Regions from separate parts of the Homo sapiens genome. Here regions 1, 2, 3, 5 and 6 are each linked to region 4. Evidence: chromatin contacts called from ENCODE Hi-C or POLR2A ChIA-PET data. All regions are on one chromosome and are shown on one strand. The core of a region is the stretch at or near the end of the contact, and the rest is flanking DNA. Distances in the headings are between cores, read along the strand shown.

Region 1 (2,713 bases), core at 194-2,693, 1.8 Mb after region 4:
GTGGAACTCACCCTCTCCCTGTGTCTGAAATTCCCTGAGGTCTTTGCATTCGATAGGCATTCAATTGCATTCAATAGTTTGTCGTTCTTAAAGCAGCAAGCTGGCAGAGCATCCTGGTTGATGGCATATAAACAAACCAATTCATAAGTACAGCCATTATTTCACGTTGGGGCCACACAACCCTTTGACAGCCAGTGTCTGCCGCATAGGAGACCAGCTCCTCCAGGCAGCCTGTGGCGCTGTTTCCCTTTACTGGCAGCTGTGCTATGGCCAGCCAGGGCTTCTCAGCCCAAAATGAGATAGCTCCAGTCTTTTCACTCTCATGAAAAGAACAGCTTCCCACCCATCTTGATTTCTGCTGGGGTCTTTCCTCTTTGTGCCATTTGAGAGCCACCTGGGAGCACATCTTAGTAAATATATGACCTGGGCTCATGTTTGTAGAGTCCTGTCTGAGCATCTAGCAAGCTGGCTCACGTGCTCAGGGACTTGGTACCAATTAAGACATTTATTCCCACTTTTCATATGGTCGAGAAGATGTATGTCCAACACAGTGCTTTTAACTAGGTCAGAGAAAAAGCAGGCGGGAAGCTATACATTTTACAATACTTAGTGGACCTTCTTGCTAGAATTAGTGAATGGTCAGAAAGTCCGCTTCTGATGGAGGGCCAAAGGGAGCTCTTTCAGCTCACAGCCGGGCTGTGGTGTTTGGGGAGGGAAGTTTGAGAGTGGCCGCAGAAGTACAGATGATCAAAAGCAGTACTCCTGCCGCCCGCCCTGGGAGGGGGCCTGGACTCCCTCAGGGAAGGCTTTTTTGGTGCTTTGGGTAGAGAAGCTGGAGATAGCAACTGTTGAATTTCCCCAGGCTTCGTGATTTAAAGCCCTGAGCCTTTTTCCATTGTTGTTCTTGCAGCGGCCTTTAATGTGCTGGGTGTGAAAGGGAGTGGAAATGAAAAGCCAGCGCATCGCATCGCACTGGGGGCCTGAGATCAGAAGGTGATGGAAAATGGAAATGTCAAGTTTGCGTTTCCACTGCTGGCCGCAAGGGCCTCAGGCGGCACCCCCTCCTCCCGCCTCGGCTTTCGCATCCTTCTCACTTCCTCCCCAGCCCCCCAGTTTTCACACGGCCCAGTGATAAGTGTCACTCTGGGCTGAGTGAGGCTCGTGGCTTGTCAAAAGAGGCACTAGGACGAGAACAGAGAAATTCAGCATGGGCTTGAGAGGCACGTAAAGGAACTGGCCTTCTAAAGACACCGCAGAGAGACCGCAAAGTGGGTTGGTTTTCCTTTTCTAACACTGAGAAGAAAAGGAGTTCAAAATTCACACATGGTTGATAGAAAAGACGATCTGTTTCCACATGGACTTTCCTATCTCTGTGGTGCCCAGGATGCTTAGACCTGTGAGTCTTTGAACCCAGCTTGTGTTGATGTAGCTCGGGGCACTGTCAGGCCTTTGTGCCCAGCCAGGCGTGGAGGTGTTTGAAAAGAGAGCCATCAACACCTTTCCATCGGGGACTTGCGATTTTTCTCTTTTGGTTGAGTCAACTTTGAAGTTTAGTAGTTCCTTCCCACGCTTGGTGGCCACAATGTCACGAGGCTCAGCCTGGTGTCGTGGGGCTGCTAAAGATTCCGTAGAGGCTGGAAAGGTGCCTGTCAGGGGCACCAGGAATTACGTACAAGTCTAAGGAAGCTCCAGGCTTAGGAAATAGTGGGATAAACCTTCCTTTATTATCGCATGGGATAATCACATTTGTGAAATGTAGATGTCTCAAATTTATACAAATTGAATTCTGAAAAACATCAGAAAAGTTTATTACAAAGCCTTTTTTTTTGAGACAGGCTCTTACTCTGTCACCCAGGCTGGAATGCAGTGGTACAATCACAGCTCACTGTAGCGTTGAACTCCTGGGCTCACGCGATCCTCCTGCCTCAGTCTGCTGAGTAGGCGGGACTAGAGGTGCACACCACCATGCCGGGCTAATTTTTGTAGCGATGAGATTTCACCATATTGCCCAGGGTGGTTTCAAACTCCTGGGCTCAAGGGATTCGCCTGCCTTAGCCTCTCAAAGTGCTGGGATTACAGGCATGAGGCACTGCGCCTGGCCAACAAAGTCCTTTTTTATCATCATGTTTTTAACTCTTCACAGTTTTCTATGTCTGTTACCTCACTTGAGCCCAGCTGGATTTTTGACCATTTGGATAACAGTTATTGGATTTTTCTGGAAGTCTCTACATGCATGTTCTCTGTTCAAAGGGCTTGAGGTGGACAAGTTATGCATGGCCTTCAGTTTTGGGAAGACTCTGTATGATCCTGATAAATGTAATTTCAAGATGATTATATCAAACTGAAAAAGGTGCATTGTGATCCTCTGTTACCTCAGTTTTGTCCTGTGAGGTCCAATCACACACAACTTCGGAGCCACTGCCCGCTTCCTTGTAGTTTACAAAAAATGCTTTGCCACGCTCATCACAATAACTGTGAGAGAGATATGATTATATTTCTGCTGTGCAGAGGAGAAAACTGAGGCCCAGAGAAGTTAAGTAACCTCCCCCAAGACACAGATATGAGAAAGAGATGAGACTCAAACCCCAGCCTTCTGGCACCAGGGGCATGTTCTTCCACCAACAGACACTGACAGCCGTTGCCAGAACAAGAGAAAGCTGGGCAGAAGTCGACACCTTTGGCAAAGGGCTGCCTGTCCTCTGGCCTTGCTGGT
Region 2 (2,954 bases), core at 313-2,812, 1.7 Mb after region 4:
ATACAAAGGAATTGAAATCAGTATGTTGAAGAGATAGCTGCATTCCTGTGTTGTTTTCAGCATTATTCACAATAACCAAGATATAGAAGCAACTAAGTATCCATCAACTGAGGACCGGATAAAGAAAATGTGGCACATATATACAATGGAATACTATACAGTCTTAAAACAGAAGGCAATTCTGTCATTTGCAACAACATGGATGAACCTGGAGGACATGAGGCCAAGTAAAATAAGCCAGGCACAGAAGGACAAACAGCACATGATCTTACTTATATACTTGGGGTCTAAAAAAGTTGAACTCATAGAAGCAGAGTAGAATGATGGTTACCAGGGGCCTGGCAGAGGGCTGATGTGGAAGGGAGGGATGTTGGTCAAAGGATACAAAGTTTTAGTTAGGTAAGAGGAGTAAGTTTTAGTGATCTACTGCACAGCATGGTGACCATAGTTGATGATGTATTGTATATTTCCAGGAGAGTAGATTTTCACCACAAAAAATAAGTAGGTGAGGTGATGGATATGTCAATTAGCTTGATTTAATCTTTCTACAATGTATACATATATCAAAACATTACACTGTACGCTATAAATATATAAATTTGTCAATAAAAATAATTATATAAATATATATTTATATAAAACAAAATACATGCTAAGGATAATGCAATGAACTGCAAAAAGTTGTACAGGCTCCCAATAAATAATTTTTGAACGCCTAAGAGCTAAATAAATGCAATACATCACTCCCAGGTGTCTCCACTAGGGGGCCCCATTCCCTCCCGTTCCATCACCTGCTTTCCTCAAGGTCGTCTCCACCCTCCTATTTGTTGATACCCGGCCTCTGACCCAGTTCATCACTTTCCCGGGCTTCCGGGCGCCACCCTCTTCAGGTTTTCCTCCTACCCCTCCAGCCCTGCCCCTCTGGATCTCCCATCCTCCCAGCGCGCCAGACTGCATGCGGCCTCCCCGCCCTGTGTCCAAGAGGCAGCTTCCACTCCACGCGGGCAAGCCTGAGCTCCAGAGCCGTCCTCAAGCCGCCTCCCCCCGAAGCACTGGGACTTCATCCTCCCGGCTACTACTCGTGCCCAGGGACTAGGCCCTGAGCCTTCCCTTCTCGCACGCCCCATAGCCAAGCTGCTCAGCAGAACCTGACGGCTCCACCTTCAAACTACGTCCGGAATCCGACCCCTCTCCACGCCCACTGCCTCCACCCCGGCCACCTTCCTCGGTCACCCTGGCAGCTGCAATGACCAGGGTGACCTTTCTGAAAAGGGAGGCTCTGTTCGGAGCCCTCGCGGGGCTCCCCAGCACAGCGGCCTCCCATGCCCACCTGCTCGGGTGGGATTACTTTCCAACCCCGTTTCCATCCCCCTCCCTGGTCTCCAGCCGCAGCGACCCCCACGCAGAGCCCGGAAGACCTTGGGCCCCGCACATGCTGCCGGCCCGCTAAGAGCTCTGGGTACCCCCGGAGCGCCTTCCAGGCTTTCTCCTAGAGGCGCTGTGTCCCGACCGCGCTCCGGACCTGAGCCACGGCTCACCTGGGGCAGCTCGCGCCCCCGAATACAGTCTCCCACGCCCCGCCCCCCGGGGTGCCTCCCTCCCAGCTCTCTGTACCCACCCACCATCCCCCACATCCCTTCCTCCAACCGCTAGCCAGTCACCAGCCCGGGACCGCAGGGCAGAGGCCGGGCCGCGCATGCGCACCGCGGACCGGTGCCACCTCCGCTCGCGAGCCCGCGGCAGGCCCTGGGCGGTGCGCGCAGTCCCGCGAGAGCAGTGCTTGGTCGGGACCTCGAAGCCGGAGCCCGAGCGGGAGAGGCCGCGGAGACCCCGGCCCGGCGCAGGCAGAGACGCACCTGCGGGAGGCGGGCGCGCCGGCTGGAGAGGAGGCCGTGGGGCGGAGCGGCTCAGCGTTCTGCTCGGCTGCAGCGGCCCCTGCCGGAGACCCGGGCGCCGTGGTCTTCTTTATAATTGAAGGATTGTCTCTCTGTTTTTATTTGGGGTGGGGGTGGGGGTGGGGGGCGGCGCAGTGACTTGCTTCGACTTTGTCAGCTTCCAGGGTTCATTCCACTGCCCAAATATGTAGTGAGTTACTACCGGCTTTGCTTCCTCCTTCAGCAAACGGCTGGACCACACAACTTCAGGAGAGAGGATTTTAAATGTTAGGGTCATTTTCCCTAAAACGATTTCAAATGACGGTGAGTTGGTTCCCAGGCTAGGCCACCTAACCTCGAACGCAATGACGAGTGCACTCTGACTGCTGAGCTGAGAGCCTTCCGTGGCTCTGGGACCCAGTGACTCACGTGGCTCCGCATGTCCCCGTTCCCTTAAAATCGGAGTCTTTCCTTTTCTTGGATTCCGGCTTGCCACCAGCACCACTTGGCAGAATGGAATTGCTTGCGGGCATGTCAGTGGACTAGAAAGGGAAGTAAGTGGTCTGAGAACTTGGGGGCCAAAAATGTTACATTAACATTTTTTGCCTACCTAAAATCTCAGCCACTTCCCACAGTTTGGCTGGAAATTCAGCCCATGTTGAGGCCCTTCTCATTCCTGCAGGTGTTACCAGCAACTCAGAGGTTTATGGAGTAACGAAATTGGGGAGGGCCTCACATCCGGCTGCTGTTTTTCCCCCTAACGTGTATGGTGCTTATTCTGAGCCAGACACTTTTAAGAACTGCACATTATTAACCATTTTAAATCGTCCCCACCACCTGATGAAATAGGTACTGTTATCCCCACTTTATGGGTGGGGAAACCGAGGCCCAGGGAGGTCAAGTAACTGCGCAAAGCACAAAACTGTTGAGTAGTAGTGTTACCAGGGCAGTCCTGGAGAAATCGCTCAGAGGGCAAAACTGAGAGCTCATTATTTTCTTAAACAGTAGACAGCTGAAAATGCTCATTGTTTTTTAAACCGTTTTGTTTGTTTGATTTTTTTTCCTAGTCTCTTTATCTAT
Region 3 (2,827 bases), core at 90-2,589, 1.2 Mb after region 4:
GTACAGGAAACCAGGCAGACCTTTACAAAGGCTGGGCAACATCCTGGTGAGCTCCCATGTGGAACCCACAAGAAGCCACGTTTAGTCTCACAACATTTATGGGGAAATTCCCCTGAATTGACGTTTAAGCTTTAATAGAGGAAATCAACATTCTCAGTAAATCTGGTAAAAGGTCTATGGAAACTTTGTTAAATTTCAGCCAGAGACACCCCCAATGGCTGGTCCAGCCAGTGCTGTCCATTATGCAGCTCATTCCATACAAAGTCCTTGTTCTCAAACTTGGCTAAGGCCTCCTATGAGAGAACACCTTCTACACCAGAAGGTATAATTAGATGCCCTATGGTAGCTTTTAGCCCATGTTTTGAAAATCAGCGAGGTGCCTGAGCTGAGGTGGCTGGCGGATGTGCATTGAGGAGATAGGCTGACATGGGGTGTGTTCATTAAGTTATTCAACAAGCATTCATTTACTGGGTATATAGAGTTTCCAAGCCATCATGCTTAACACCGTGGAGCCCAGAGCAATGGATAAAATGGAGCAAGTCCATTTTGCTCCCCATGGAGCATGTCAGAGGCCAGTTGGGGCCAAGTGTGTGTCTGGGAGCAGGAGGGCAATGGCAATCGGGATGCCTGTGAGATTTCCTGCTGTACTTCCTTGGTGGGGCCAGACCAGAGAATGTTGCCTATTGAAAAACATTTCTTTGTAAGGGCTTTGTAAGCAGACATCTCCAGCTGGGAGCAACTGAGGAATTTTTTAATCAGAGCCTTGATCTGCTCTTGCGGCACTGCCTGAGGCTAGCAGTGTCCCTATAACACCAAACTGAATTCTAAAAAGAAAAAAAATCAACTGATTGCTTCCAAATACTGGGATGCTTATGGGGGCATGTGTGTGTGTGTGTGCGTGCGTGTGTGTGTGTGTGCCACCATGCCCGGCAAACTTTTTTTGTATTTTCAGTAGAGACAGGGTTTTGTCACGTGGACCAGGCTGGTCTCAAACTCCTGACCTCAGGTGATCCGCCTGCCTCGGCCTCCCAAAGTGCTGGGATTACAGGCGTGAGCCACCGGACTCAGCCAGGGCTCTGTTGTTATCCCCACATCATGCCCTTCAAGTATGCCATGCTGCCGGATGTCAGGAACCAGGCTCCAAGGGGTGGTGTCTTGGCATGACTTAGACAACCAGAGACAACAACCCCAAAACAGACCTCTGGCCTTTCTCTCCTCCTCCATCTGCCTCCTGCCAGAGAAACCAAAAGAAGAACTTACTTATAAAGGCAGTCATGGGTCTTTTCACTTGTGGCACTGTGATGCCTGGCCACTGTGGGGTTTTGGAAAGGGAAGTAGCACTGACATCATAGAAACCTAGAACTGAAAAAGACCTGAAATGTTCATCTTGTCCAGGCACCTCAGTGAGACAAGACACAGCTCCCTCTCCTTGCAGCTCTCCCTGAAGATGCAGAAATAGTACTCTACCTCCTTCAGTTCTTGCTGCCAGGGCTTTATCTCCCAAAGAGGGAAGATTTTTCTCGCAACTTGAGTTCTCATTTAACTCCAGTCTACTGTCTTTTTTTTTTCAGCCAGGAGGGTCCACTAGTCAGCATTAGGCCCCTCACAAACTTGCAAACTCAAAGATAGTGGTGGAAGTGACTATTAGTCTTTTCATTTCAGGCCAGCTAAACACAATTATCTCCACCTACATTCTTCACTTGGTTCCTGTACTGTGCAGGTTTTGTTGTTGTTGTTTTTTTAATCTATACTGTTTGCAATTTTTCCACTATTTTTTTCAAAAATGTGACTGGGGTACATTGAATTTTTGTTTCCCATTCTTCACTCTCTCTCTGTTACAGAATTCTACACCCGTGACCTTTGCCATGTGACTTTGCAGTGGCTCTCACTAGAATGAGTGCAGTGTTTTTCCTCACCCCATGGAAGCTTGGCTCAGCCACAGGCTTTGCCTTGAATAACAGACGCTAGTGGAAATGATGTAAAAGAGGCTTTAAATGTGCTTGCATGATTTGACTTGGCCTGTTGTATTTCCGCCATCACCGTAAGAAGACTATGCCCCAGGTGGTGCCAGTTCCAGAACAAAATATATAAAGCAGGCCCAAAGTAGACCTGGAGCCTGGAGCCATGCCCAGTGGAGCCCAGCCAAGATCAGCTGAGTCCCTGCCAATCCACAGACCTGTGAATAAAAAAATGAATGTTTGTGGCGTCAGCCAGTGAGACTTGGGGCATTATTTGTTATACATTATTGCGGTAGTTGATGACTAATAAAATTGCCAAAATAAGGTCTGATTTAGACTAGAGATGAATTATTACCCTATCCTTGCATCACACACTCCTCAAACCACCTCTTTTGTGACACCTTCCTTGGTTCCTTTAGCTTCTCTACAACTTGTCCACCCTAAATCCTTCTTTTTGGTGTCCTATATTTGGGCCCCTGATCATAGTCAATAAAACGTTTTCTAGAAGTCAGTCTGACATATTACTCAATACTTGCATGTTTGAAACCTTATCAACAAGACTATAAAGTCATTGAGAACAGGGACCATGCGAGTACAGGATGGATAATAAAATACTCTTATTAGGAACATTCTGTACCGTGATCTCTCATCTTTGGCAGAATAAGGCTTCCAGATGTTAGCTGGAAACACATCACCATTGCATTCATGGAATTAGCATAAGGCTATGCACACAGTAGACATAAGACGCATTCGAATATTTATGGAGTGTCCATTGGAGAAGCAAAAGTAACTGAGTTGTCAATCAAATAAATATTTCTGATCTATTAATACTCAATGTCATATGCCTTATCTTTTTTGATAAAGATAAT
Region 4 (2,700 bases), core at 195-2,694:
TGTGTCATTCGAGGTCAATTTATTCACTTGAGGTATCTCTACACCAGTCTGTTTTTTCAACCAAACTAGGCAGACACCACTTTGCTTGAAAAGCCCTCTTTCAGAAAAAAAAGAAACAGCCTTATCGGACGCTGTGTTTAAAACCCTTCAGAGGCAGAATTATCTATAAACTTGACATTCACAGCCATTGCTTAAAACTGCAAGTCAAAGGATGTGTTGTTAGGAGCACTTACGTATTTCTTCTGAATGATATTCCTCTTGGGTCTTTCCTTGCTCATTCTGAGATCCAAATGCTGATTGCAAAAGGGGACAATTGCTTCATGAATTTAAAGCCGTCAGAAATTTGCAAAAAAATATCCTGGTGGTTTTTATTGTTGTTGGTGGTGGTTGATCTTGTAATCCGACTTTTCTTCCTCTTCCCCCAAAGCCAGATTCGCCTTGAAATAAATCCGAAATTGGGAAGGAAAAAAAAAGAGCCAAAGACGAACGAAGCAAACAAAAAAAAATTCACTTTAGTAAAACACTCATAATGGAAAATTTCCCCCGAAACACATACACACACACACAAAAAAAAACCGACGCCCTTCACTCCCCCCCCTTTTTCCTCCAAAAACTACATCAGCGAAACGTGAAGGTCCTTAGTGTCTGATCCGTAGTTACATCTTGGAAAAGAAAAGGGAAAGATAAATAAAAAATGTTGGAAGTCACGTTTGTGCTGCAGCAGCAGTGCGAGCAGAAGAGTCAACTCCAGCGGCGGCGGCGGCGGCGGCGGCAGCACCACAGCGAGGGCTCGCCGAGTCTCTTTTTTCCAAGCCCCCTAACCAATGAGAGAGAGGCTATCCAGCCCAACTTTAAATGGACTCTGCTTTTATACAAGTTAGGGCTCCTCGGATAATTCCCCGCCGGGCGCCAGCCGAAAACTCCCACCGCTCAGCCGCCAGGCGCCCGCTTAGCCTGGTGCCGACCGCCCCTGGCCCAGTCCAGGGCACCCCCGCAGCCTGGCCAACCAGACACCCGAGCGACCTCGACGAACCCCTCCCAGGCAAGCCCTCGGGCGTCGCTCCCACGCCGAGCCCAGGCGTGGAATTGAGAGAGGCTCCCTAGCTCAATGCATGGCACGCTCCGTCGCTCCACCTCACCCCCTTTCCCCTGCCTGCCGCTCACCCCACGGCCGCCCCACGCCAGCCCCCGCCACTGCCTTCGCGTCTACCTGCAGCCGGGCTGCTGGGTAGGAGTGCCCCAGGACGCCCGGCCCCGGGGAGAGCCGCCTATTCCCGGGGCACCTTAGAATGGTCCCCTTGATCTTCTGGAAGTTGTAGTCCCCCGACTACAAAATGGCTATGGCCACGGAAGCTGGGAACTACAATTCCCAGCCTGCCCCGCAAAGCCTGTCACTCAACTCCCCTCCCTCCTCCTCGCCCCCTCCCCCTCACTGGCCGTGCCAACAAACGCTTGGACGTGTCCCGCGTGCGACACTGCTAGAGGCTGGCTCGGGATTGGCCCGCGGAGCGTGTGGTCCGCGAGCGAGGAACTCCCCACGCCGGCCCTCCTCCGCCCCCCGGGCCCCGGCCCCCCTCCCCTGGCGGCCGCCAGCCCCCTCCCCGCGCGCCCCGCCCCCACCCGCGGCGCGAACCGCCTGTGGAATCGAGGAATCGCGCGCGTGCGGCCCGGAGCCGCGGGGGAGGGACGCGAGGCTTCCCCGGGGAAGGCCTCGGAGCGTGGCGGTGAGGGGGGCGGTGTCAGGGAGGGGTTGGAGCCCGTCCTAAGGAAAACTGGGCCACGCACCAAGAGGAATCCTCGGTGCGAACTAGTTGATCGGCGGCGCCTGCTGCTTGTGCCGTGCAGCCGGTGTCACCTCAGGACAGCGCCTCGCGTCTGTGTACAGAGCGTGCTGCGGGCGCCTAGGGTAGTCCGAGGTCACCCCTCTCCGCGCCCCGCAGTCGCGCACGCCCCCACGCGCGGGGTGGGCGGTGGCCGGGGGTCGCCGAGTGGAAAGGCCACGCCCCCCCACGCCCGGGCTCGGCACGCTGCCCCTGGGTCGCGAACGCGCCTCCGCTCGACCCGCTTGGAGGACGTCGCTGGTGGCCCAGGAGTGAAGCCCCGGCGGCTGCCTCCTGAGAAAAGATAGCCGTGTTTAAAGAGACTGAACGGGATCTTTGCTTTGCCGGGCGTATTTTGTGATAAAATACCACAAAATGTTGAGACAAAAATGAGTGGAATATGGAGACCGAGCCGCACAGACACGCAATTGTAAGGAAACATCTCGAACACCGAGTGCCAGGAATATCAACTGTCCGGGCCACGCAAGAGCCTGCTTTTTACCTGCCTCCAGCCCCCTGTCGTGCTGGTTTAATCGCTGAAACAAATGAAGTAGCAGGCCCTGGCATAGCGCTTTGGGCCTTCGCCTTATTAACAACTTTGTCAAGTCTCGCATCGCGATTCTGCCTTGTTAATTTCCTTGTTTTTCGCTGTGGTTTTGGAGAAGCAATGTTTTCCATGATCTCTCAGGCTAGCCTCGGAATAAAACGTGGCAGAAGCGCTCCCGCGAACACATACCCATATATTTTATTCTACCTATTCCCTAGAGTCTGCTAACTTCAAAAGTCTAGATACTCACACAGCTGTTTACTTGCAGCAGTATTTGAAGAGATAACCTTGGTGTCTAGAAAGGTCTCAGAAACTGGAGGTAAGAGACCTGGA
Region 5 (2,964 bases), core at 311-2,810, 1.8 Mb after region 4:
GGAGGGGCAGGAGGCGGGCGAGGCGGCCTGGGCGGGGCCGGGGAGGAGCCGGGCTGGGCTCCCGGGGCCCGGGCGCAGCGCGCACCCGGAGCTGGCGGCGGCGGGGGCGGGGGCGGCGCGCGGCGGCCAATGGCGCGCGGCGCTGCAGCGAGGGCGGTGCAGGAACACCGGCCGCTGACAGCCAAACTCGCCAACTCCGCCCTCGTCCCCGCGGGATCCCAGAGCCTGAGCCGGCCTGGGGCCGAGGCCGCCCGAGCCGCGAGGCGAGCGAACATGGCAGCAGAATGAGGAGGCTGGCGCCGGGTCGTGGCCGCCGCTGCCGCGCTGCAGCTCGGGATCCCAGTCCGGCGCGCTCCGGGCCGCATCCTTAGCCGGCCTCCTGGCGGCCGCGGGATTATTTCATTCCCAACGGAGAGCTAGGAAGAAAGGAGACTCCCCCGCGGAGCGGTTCCGTGCTCTGGCAGGGTGTAGACGTTTGTCTGTGCGATTCGCCGGCTGCGCAAACGACGCGGGAGAGAGCCGGTCCCGGGCTGCGGCGGCGCGGCCGCGGGGATGAGCCGGCCATGGAGCGGCCTTGGCGGGGCGCACGCAGCGGACTGGCGCTGCCGCGGGAGCGCAGCCTGAGCCGGGGCTCCAGGGGGCTTCGAAGCCTCCGGCGCCCTGGGGGGGTCCCTGCCGCCGACTCCGGGAAGGACGCGAGCCCCGCGTGGCGGACACTGCCGCAGTCACCGTTCTGAGGCGCCCCGAGCTTGCTCCGCCTGCAGCTCGGTGCGCTCTGGGCACCCGGGCGCCTTGCCCGGTGCACGGCGGCTGGCGCACCGCGGCTAGATTGGCTACAGGAGCGGGGTGCAGGACTGGCTAGAGGTGGGTGTGTGCGCGCGTTGGACTGGAGATCCGAGCAGAAGCAGAACCAGGCGGCTCTGAGCAGCCATGCTTCCCGGGGTGGGCGTGTTCGGCACCAGCCTCACGGCCCGTGTCATCATCCCGCTGCTGAAAGACGAGGGCTTCGCGGTGAAGGCGCTGTGGGGCCGCACGCAGGAAGAAGCGGAGGAGCTGGCCAAGGAGATGAGTGTCCCCTTCTACACTAGCCGCATTGATGAGGTGCTGCTGCATCAGGACGTGGACTTGGTGTGCATTAACCTGCCGCCGCCCCTCACCAGACAGATCGCTGTCAAAACCCTAGGTGAGCGACCCCTACCCCGCATCCTCCGTCCCACCCCCGCCCTTTAACCTTCTCTAGGTTCCTTCCCCCCTGCCTTTCCCTCTCCGCATCCCAGAAGCTTACCCTGCATCTACGCTGCCCCGGGGATCTGAGATCCCAGATCCGACTCAGAGCTCCCTCCTTCCTCGTCCCCGGCCTTCCCCACCTTTGCGCTTCCCTCCTGCCTCCTGGCACCACTTGGACGCGCTTCCCCACGTGTGTAGATTGCAGGCTGGAGAAGGCGTGTGTTCCGGGGATCCGAACTAGGAAGATCAGATGCCGATAATAGGGGATAGGGTGCTCCGCGAGAAGAGGAAAGTTACTCCTCAGCTGTGTGTGTAGTGTCCAAGTGTGTGTGTGTGGGGGGGGGGGATGGGGGGGTGGAGGAGGGTTGTGCGCGCGCGCGCCTGGGAGAGGCGAGTGCGCGCCCAGAAACGCCTGAATAAAAGGCCGCACACGTGTGTCGGGTTTTCTTGGGTGCGATAGAGGACCTGCCCTTCAGCAGCGGTGGCGCCCTGCTAGGGTCGTTTGTTTCTTTCTGCTGTGAGTTAGTTTAGCGTGAGATTGCAGATGTTACCATCGGCTGGAATTATTTCGTCTGCGCTGGAGGCAAGGACGGTGGGAGTGGTTGGATGGGGGTGATGATGTATTAGAATGTTTTCAGAGGCGTCATAGGTTAGTAAAGACTGATTTGGTAAAACCAGGGGGTTTTAACTTTTGACTGCAGCCTCCCGGGAAATGTCTTCTGCCCCAATTTGGAGTAATAGATTTTAAATTTTTAGGAGGATGGGCGCAGTAGCTCCAGAGGCATGGATGCTTTGCATGAGAAAAGGCCCTCCCTAATCGCCTTCAGGAATAGTTTCGGAAGGCACAGTGTTGACCCGTGGGCTGGAGATGAGTTCAGGGTGCCTCACCATCTGGTCCCTGCTCCCCTCAACTCCCAGGCAGTCTGAACAATCTCTGAGGACAGAGTAGCAGCCTCTCAGCCTATGCTCAGGGGAAAGAGAAGGGCATGTTTTGTTCATCATCAGTTCTTGCACGTAACCTAAAACAATCCCAGGAAGGTTGCTTGATCTTACAATTCCAAGAAAATGAGCAGCTCACCTTTGAAAGCTGAAGTTTCTATTGGTGAGGAAAAACACAAAGCTTATAACAAGAACAAAGCTTATAACCAGATGAAGCGAATAGTAGAACAGATTAGAAGGGAGGAGCTGCGAAGGAACAGAGACAACATCCAGAAACCAGCCGGAAGTTATGTAGTCTTGGAAAGACTGTTTTATTTGTTAAAAATAGGTATGGATTCAGGGTAGGTGAAATATACGTGTGTTTTAATTCTGTCTTCGAAGAGCTATGAACAGAATGTAAAACTCTTTCTCCATAGAAAGGCATTTTCATCAGGCCATTTGGCTATTGACTCAGATGCAACATCTGATAGAATTCCTAAGGAGGCTGCCCACATTGTCAGTTTTAATTGTCAGTTAATTTTATTAAGTGTCTGCCCTTTGTGGCCTGTTTCTTTGGCCTTGAACTGAATGCCATTGAACTGAATGCTAATATTTATTTTCTGTTTAATGGAACATGTATGTTGGGTGGATAACTCCCTTGTTTACATTGGCTCTTTGCATATCAAATATCTTATAACGATCTTATGGTATAATTCTATTAGTGCAATTTGTACAAAACTGGTCCCTGATGAGCCCTGCGTATACTGGAGAGCTTAGGACTGGTCATATCTGAAAGACCATGTTGTTAACATCGTTTCT
Region 6 (3,065 bases), core at 238-2,737, 1.1 Mb before region 4:
AGTAGCTAGGACCACAGGTGCATACCACCATGCCCAGCTAATTTAAAAATAAAAAACATTTTAGTAGAGATGGGGTCTTGCTGTGTTGCCTAGGCTGGTCTCAAACTCCTGGGCTCCAAGCAGTCCTTCCACCTCGGCCTCCCAAAGCCCTGAGATTACAGACACGAGTCCCTATGTCTGGCTTTTTTGAGCATTTCTTAAATGCCCAAGTGAGGAAAGGACCAAATCAGTTTTCCAGAACCACTCGTGAATGACTGGATATGGGGGCTTGCACAAAGCCGGGGCCCTGCATTGCCGAGAGCTTTTAGCCCTGAATACTTTTCTTTGTATTATGAGATGTCACTGTAGGTTTACAGTCTTTGGAAGGGCCCAAGAAAGATTTCCCCAAAGATCTTATTTAAAAAAAAAAGAAAATCAGGATTTTTAAAATAAATGGCATAATAATACAGCTCACTACCCCTCTGTAGTGGCTGTTCACTTCCTGCATGAATTAGGGGTGGGTACTAGGAGAAAGAAAATGAACTACCTTGAGCAAAGTTGACTCTTCACAGACCCCAGGTGACACATGGAAAATAAACATGAGTGAAGAGTCATTGCTTTTCATGGTACTTAGAATCCTTAACACATTTTTGTGAACAGAGGCAGGTGTGAAAAGAGGTTTTGTTTAGAAATGCGACTGGTTCCTTGCCGGCCAGCATCAACTTCAGCTTGAGAATGAAGGCAGCCACTTCAGCTGTGGGCCACACTTCCCAGGCCTGGCAGCCTCTGCAGAAACCAGACTCTTCTATTTTTTTTTTTTTTTTTTTTTTTTTTTTTTGGAGACAGAGTCTTGCTCTGTCACCCAGGCTGGAGTGCAGAGTGCAGTGGGGTGATCTTGGCTCACTGCAACATCTGCCTCTTGGTTCAAGTGATTCTTCTGCCTCAGCCTCCCAAGTAGCCGAGACTACAGGCACACGCCATCACCCCCTGCTAATTTTTGTATTTTTAGTAGAGACAGGGTTTCACCATGTTGGCCAGGCTGGTCTCGAACTCCTGACCTCAGGTGATTCACCCGCCTCAGCCTCCTAAAGCTGGGATTGTAGGCGTGAGCCACTGCGCCCAGCCCCTTACAGCCCTCTTCTGTTCTTGGGGAGGAAGATCTAGGTGTGTTTTTCCCTACTCCAAACTTTGCAAAATTAATGATTAAATGAAAGAGAAATTGGCTTCCCTGTGAAGTCAGAGCCCTGTTCTCATGTTTTTTCCCATAGTGAGATCACTAAATCTCTCTACTGACAGCCAGGGTGCAGACGAGCAGGTAGAAGTGTTGTCAGGGCCTGTTGGCAGGTCTGTGAGGTTGGCCCCCGCGTGGCTATGCTGCATGCCGGGAAGGGCTTCCTCAAAGAAAGGCAAGTGTGCTGAGACCTGCTGAAAAGGCAGCTAGGGCTTCACGCTGTAGAAACAAAAGTGCAAGGCCTGACGCAACCAATGATTTGTCACTTTACCGAGGAGCCTATCAGAAATCGGCTGACATCATCACAGCTAAAATACTCCACCAGCTGTGTTTGCCACAAGTGACAGGTTCAGAGTCAGTGGAGACTCAGACAGAGAGCATGAGAGGGGGAGATGGGAGGGAGAGAGAGAACTCATATCTGGACTTAATTGAGGTTCCAAAGGCTACATCCTTCTCCCCTCTGCAGTGCCTTCCTGAGGGGTTTTCTCCCCTAGCCTGAAGAATCTTCCTGGTCTTCTCAACTGGTTAGGCACTGCTGACACTGCACCCACAGAGAAATTCAGAAATGTGCAAATTGTTGAGCTTAATAAGCAAAATCACAAATTTGATTGGGGAAGTTGTGGAAGAAGAGATGGTTTTCTCCAAAACAGATGGCATTGTGACTCTAGGCAGAAATCCTGCATGAACAGACTCTTGAGGATGCCTGAACTCATAAGACCCCCCCAACATCACACCCCCAGGGAAAGCAGTGTGATATAGTATGGTGGTGACAGACCCAGGGGTGCGGATTTGGGTCTCTGGCAGGACAAGTTACTTCACCTCTCTGAGCTGCAGCACTCTCCTCTCTAAACCAGGCAAATGAGTTTTGTTTTTCTGTGGGTTTTTGTGTTCGTTTGTTTGCTTGTTTTGAGACAGGGTCTTGCCCTGTCACCCAGGCTGAAGTGCAGTGATGGGATCATTGGCTCACTGCAGCCTCAACCTCCTGGACTCAATTGATCCTCCCACCTCAGCCTCCCCAGTAGCTGGGACTATGGGTGTGTACCACTACACCCAGCTAATTTTCTGTGTTTTTTTGTAGAGACAGGGTTTTGCTATCTTGCCCGTGCTGGTCTGGAACTCCTGGGCTCAAGCGATCCACCCACCTCGGTCTCCCAAAATGCTGGGATTATAGGCGTGAGCCACGGCGCCCGGCCACGTATGATTCTTCATAGGAGATAATCTCTTGAGAGGGTTCCGTTTTTTAATGCTTCACTTTTATACTTTCCAGAACAGCACAGCCCTTGTAAAAATTTATTAGCGTCGGTTAACAAAAAACCAAGAAGAGCATTAAGATGAACATGTACTGACCTCATGCTAAGCGGCACACAGACCTCATGGGAACTAAAGCCATGGCATATAAAACTGAGGGGTGTTTAGTTTGGGGATGATTTTTAAGGGGCTGAATTCCTCATTAAGACTGTGGAAAGATGCCCCCAGCATTGTCCCAGCTGACGCTCCAGACGAGGCAATGTAGGAGAAAAATGCTTTTCCGTGTTTGTCACTATCCCTGTGGCATTGCCCTGCCCAGTACAGCTTTTCTCCACTCGAGCAAAGCGTCTATGCATCCCCCAGGCCCCCACCTAGGTGCTGTGGGAGGAAAGGGGAATGCCAGGTGTTGTCCATTGTTACTGCGTGCACCAAAGGAAGCCTCCTTCCTCTTCAGTGGAGGGTGATAGCACGTTCCCCACCCTGGAAGAGAGTTGCTGCTTTGCCATGCCTTGATTCTGGTTGAGAGTCCCAAAGGATGACAGAATCACTTCCCTTGGGCCTCACTGCCAAATATAATCCACTTAATATCCTCCAAGTTTGAGGCCAT

The links. A loop is a pair of places that touch in the nucleus more often than their neighbours do. ChIA-PET counts read pairs that join two places held with the same protein, here RNA polymerase II (POLR2A). Pooled maps may share reads with other maps.
Region 1: a pooled map shows a loop between it and region 4 (6-fold over the local background). The contact joins the enhancer-like site here to the promoter of JARID2-DT in region 4. A Hi-C loop is called at or near these places in 1 of 37 single-sample maps with no recorded cell type and 3 of 50 pooled maps. POLR2A ChIA-PET finds 5 or more read pairs at or near these places in 1 of 52 experiments (activated CD4-positive, alpha-beta T cell).
Region 2: a loop to region 4 is called in a map of CD4-positive, alpha-beta T cell, with 26 times the contacts of the local background. The contact joins the promoter of SIRT5 here to the promoter of JARID2-DT in region 4. A Hi-C loop is called at or near these places in 4 of 168 maps with a recorded cell type or tissue (CD4-positive, alpha-beta T cell, CD4-positive, alpha-beta memory T cell and CD8-positive, alpha-beta T cell) and 11 of 50 pooled maps. POLR2A ChIA-PET finds 5 or more read pairs at or near these places in 1 of 52 experiments (naive thymus-derived CD8-positive, alpha-beta T cell).
Region 3: a pooled map shows a loop between it and region 4 (4-fold over the local background). The contact joins the enhancer-like site here to the promoter of JARID2-DT in region 4. A Hi-C loop is called at or near these places in 4 of 37 single-sample maps with no recorded cell type and 3 of 50 pooled maps. POLR2A ChIA-PET finds 5 or more read pairs at or near these places in 1 of 52 experiments (activated CD4-positive, alpha-beta T cell).
Region 5: a pooled map shows a loop between it and region 4 (8-fold over the local background). The contact joins the promoter of GFOD1-AS1 here to the promoter of JARID2-DT in region 4. A Hi-C loop is called at or near these places in 9 of 50 pooled maps.
Region 6: a map of CD8-positive, alpha-beta T cell shows a loop between it and region 4 (14-fold over the local background). The contact joins the enhancer-like site here to the promoter of JARID2-DT in region 4. A Hi-C loop is called at or near these places in 4 of 168 maps with a recorded cell type or tissue (CD4-positive, alpha-beta T cell, CD8-positive, alpha-beta T cell, ascending aorta and 1 more) and 10 of 50 pooled maps. POLR2A ChIA-PET finds 5 or more read pairs at or near these places in 1 of 52 experiments (activated CD4-positive, alpha-beta T cell).

The regions. Positions count from the first base shown.
Region 1 is chr6:13,426,766-13,429,478 of GRCh38, reverse strand. The region is part of intron 1 of GFOD1 (Gfo/Idh/MocA-like oxidoreductase domain containing 1); the gene reads left to right. Among named protein-coding and RNA genes, the nearest start is that of GFOD1-AS1, 58 kb to the left of the region's middle. RefSeq lists enhancers at 141-210, 1,221-1,650. Within about 2 kb of position 1,443, at least 16 of the 41 ENCODE cell types and tissues checked have a DNase peak (open chromatin) inside an H3K27ac peak, as active enhancers do.
Region 2 is chr6:13,573,209-13,576,162 of GRCh38, reverse strand. SIRT5 (sirtuin 5) reads right to left here and starts at 1,562. Exons shown (of 10, transcript NM_012241.5): 1 at 1,419-1,562. LOC105374937 (a long non-coding RNA gene) reads left to right here and starts at 1,729. Exons shown (of 2, transcript XR_926497.4): 1 at 1,729-2,198; 2 at 2,942-2,954. RefSeq lists enhancers at 625-1,210, 800-1,279, 1,211-1,797 and a silencer at 1,490-2,009.
Region 3 is chr6:14,092,808-14,095,634 of GRCh38, reverse strand. No RefSeq gene overlaps it. Among named protein-coding and RNA genes, the nearest start is that of CD83, 24 kb to the left of the region's middle. RefSeq lists enhancers at 148-277, 1,171-1,300 and a cis regulatory region at 1-299. Within about 2 kb of position 1,339, at least 8 of the 41 ENCODE cell types and tissues checked have a DNase peak (open chromatin) inside an H3K27ac peak, as active enhancers do.
Region 4 is chr6:15,244,118-15,246,817 of GRCh38, reverse strand. JARID2-DT (JARID2 divergent transcript) reads left to right here and starts at 1,444. Exons shown (of 1, transcript NR_187237.1): 1 at 1,444-2,700. It overlaps JARID2 (jumonji and AT-rich interaction domain containing 2), which reads right to left and starts at 749. Exons shown (of 18, transcript NM_004973.4): 1 at 234-749. The coding sequence starts at 278. RefSeq lists enhancers at 672-771, 882-931, 2,121-2,634 and silencers at 1,542-1,801, 1,812-2,121.
Region 5 is chr6:13,484,857-13,487,820 of GRCh38, reverse strand. It overlaps GFOD1-AS1 (GFOD1 antisense RNA 1), which reads right to left and starts at 1,560. Exons shown (of 2, transcript NR_046709.1): 1 at 1,368-1,560; 2 at 1,050-1,140. It overlaps GFOD1 (Gfo/Idh/MocA-like oxidoreductase domain containing 1), which reads left to right and starts at 221. Exons shown (of 2, transcript NM_018988.4): 1 at 221-1,183. The coding sequence starts at 931. RefSeq lists silencers at 1-229, 250-729, 870-1,033 and an enhancer at 860-969.
Region 6 is chr6:16,321,278-16,324,342 of GRCh38, reverse strand. All of the region lies in intron 7 of ATXN1 (ataxin 1), which reads left to right. Among named protein-coding and RNA genes, the nearest start is that of GMPR, 84 kb to the right of the region's middle. RefSeq lists an enhancer at 1,603-1,662. Within about 2 kb of position 1,487, at least 22 of the 41 ENCODE cell types and tissues checked have a DNase peak (open chromatin) inside an H3K27ac peak, as active enhancers do; they include CD4-positive, alpha-beta T cell, CD8-positive, alpha-beta T cell and ascending aorta, where a contact is called at or near this core.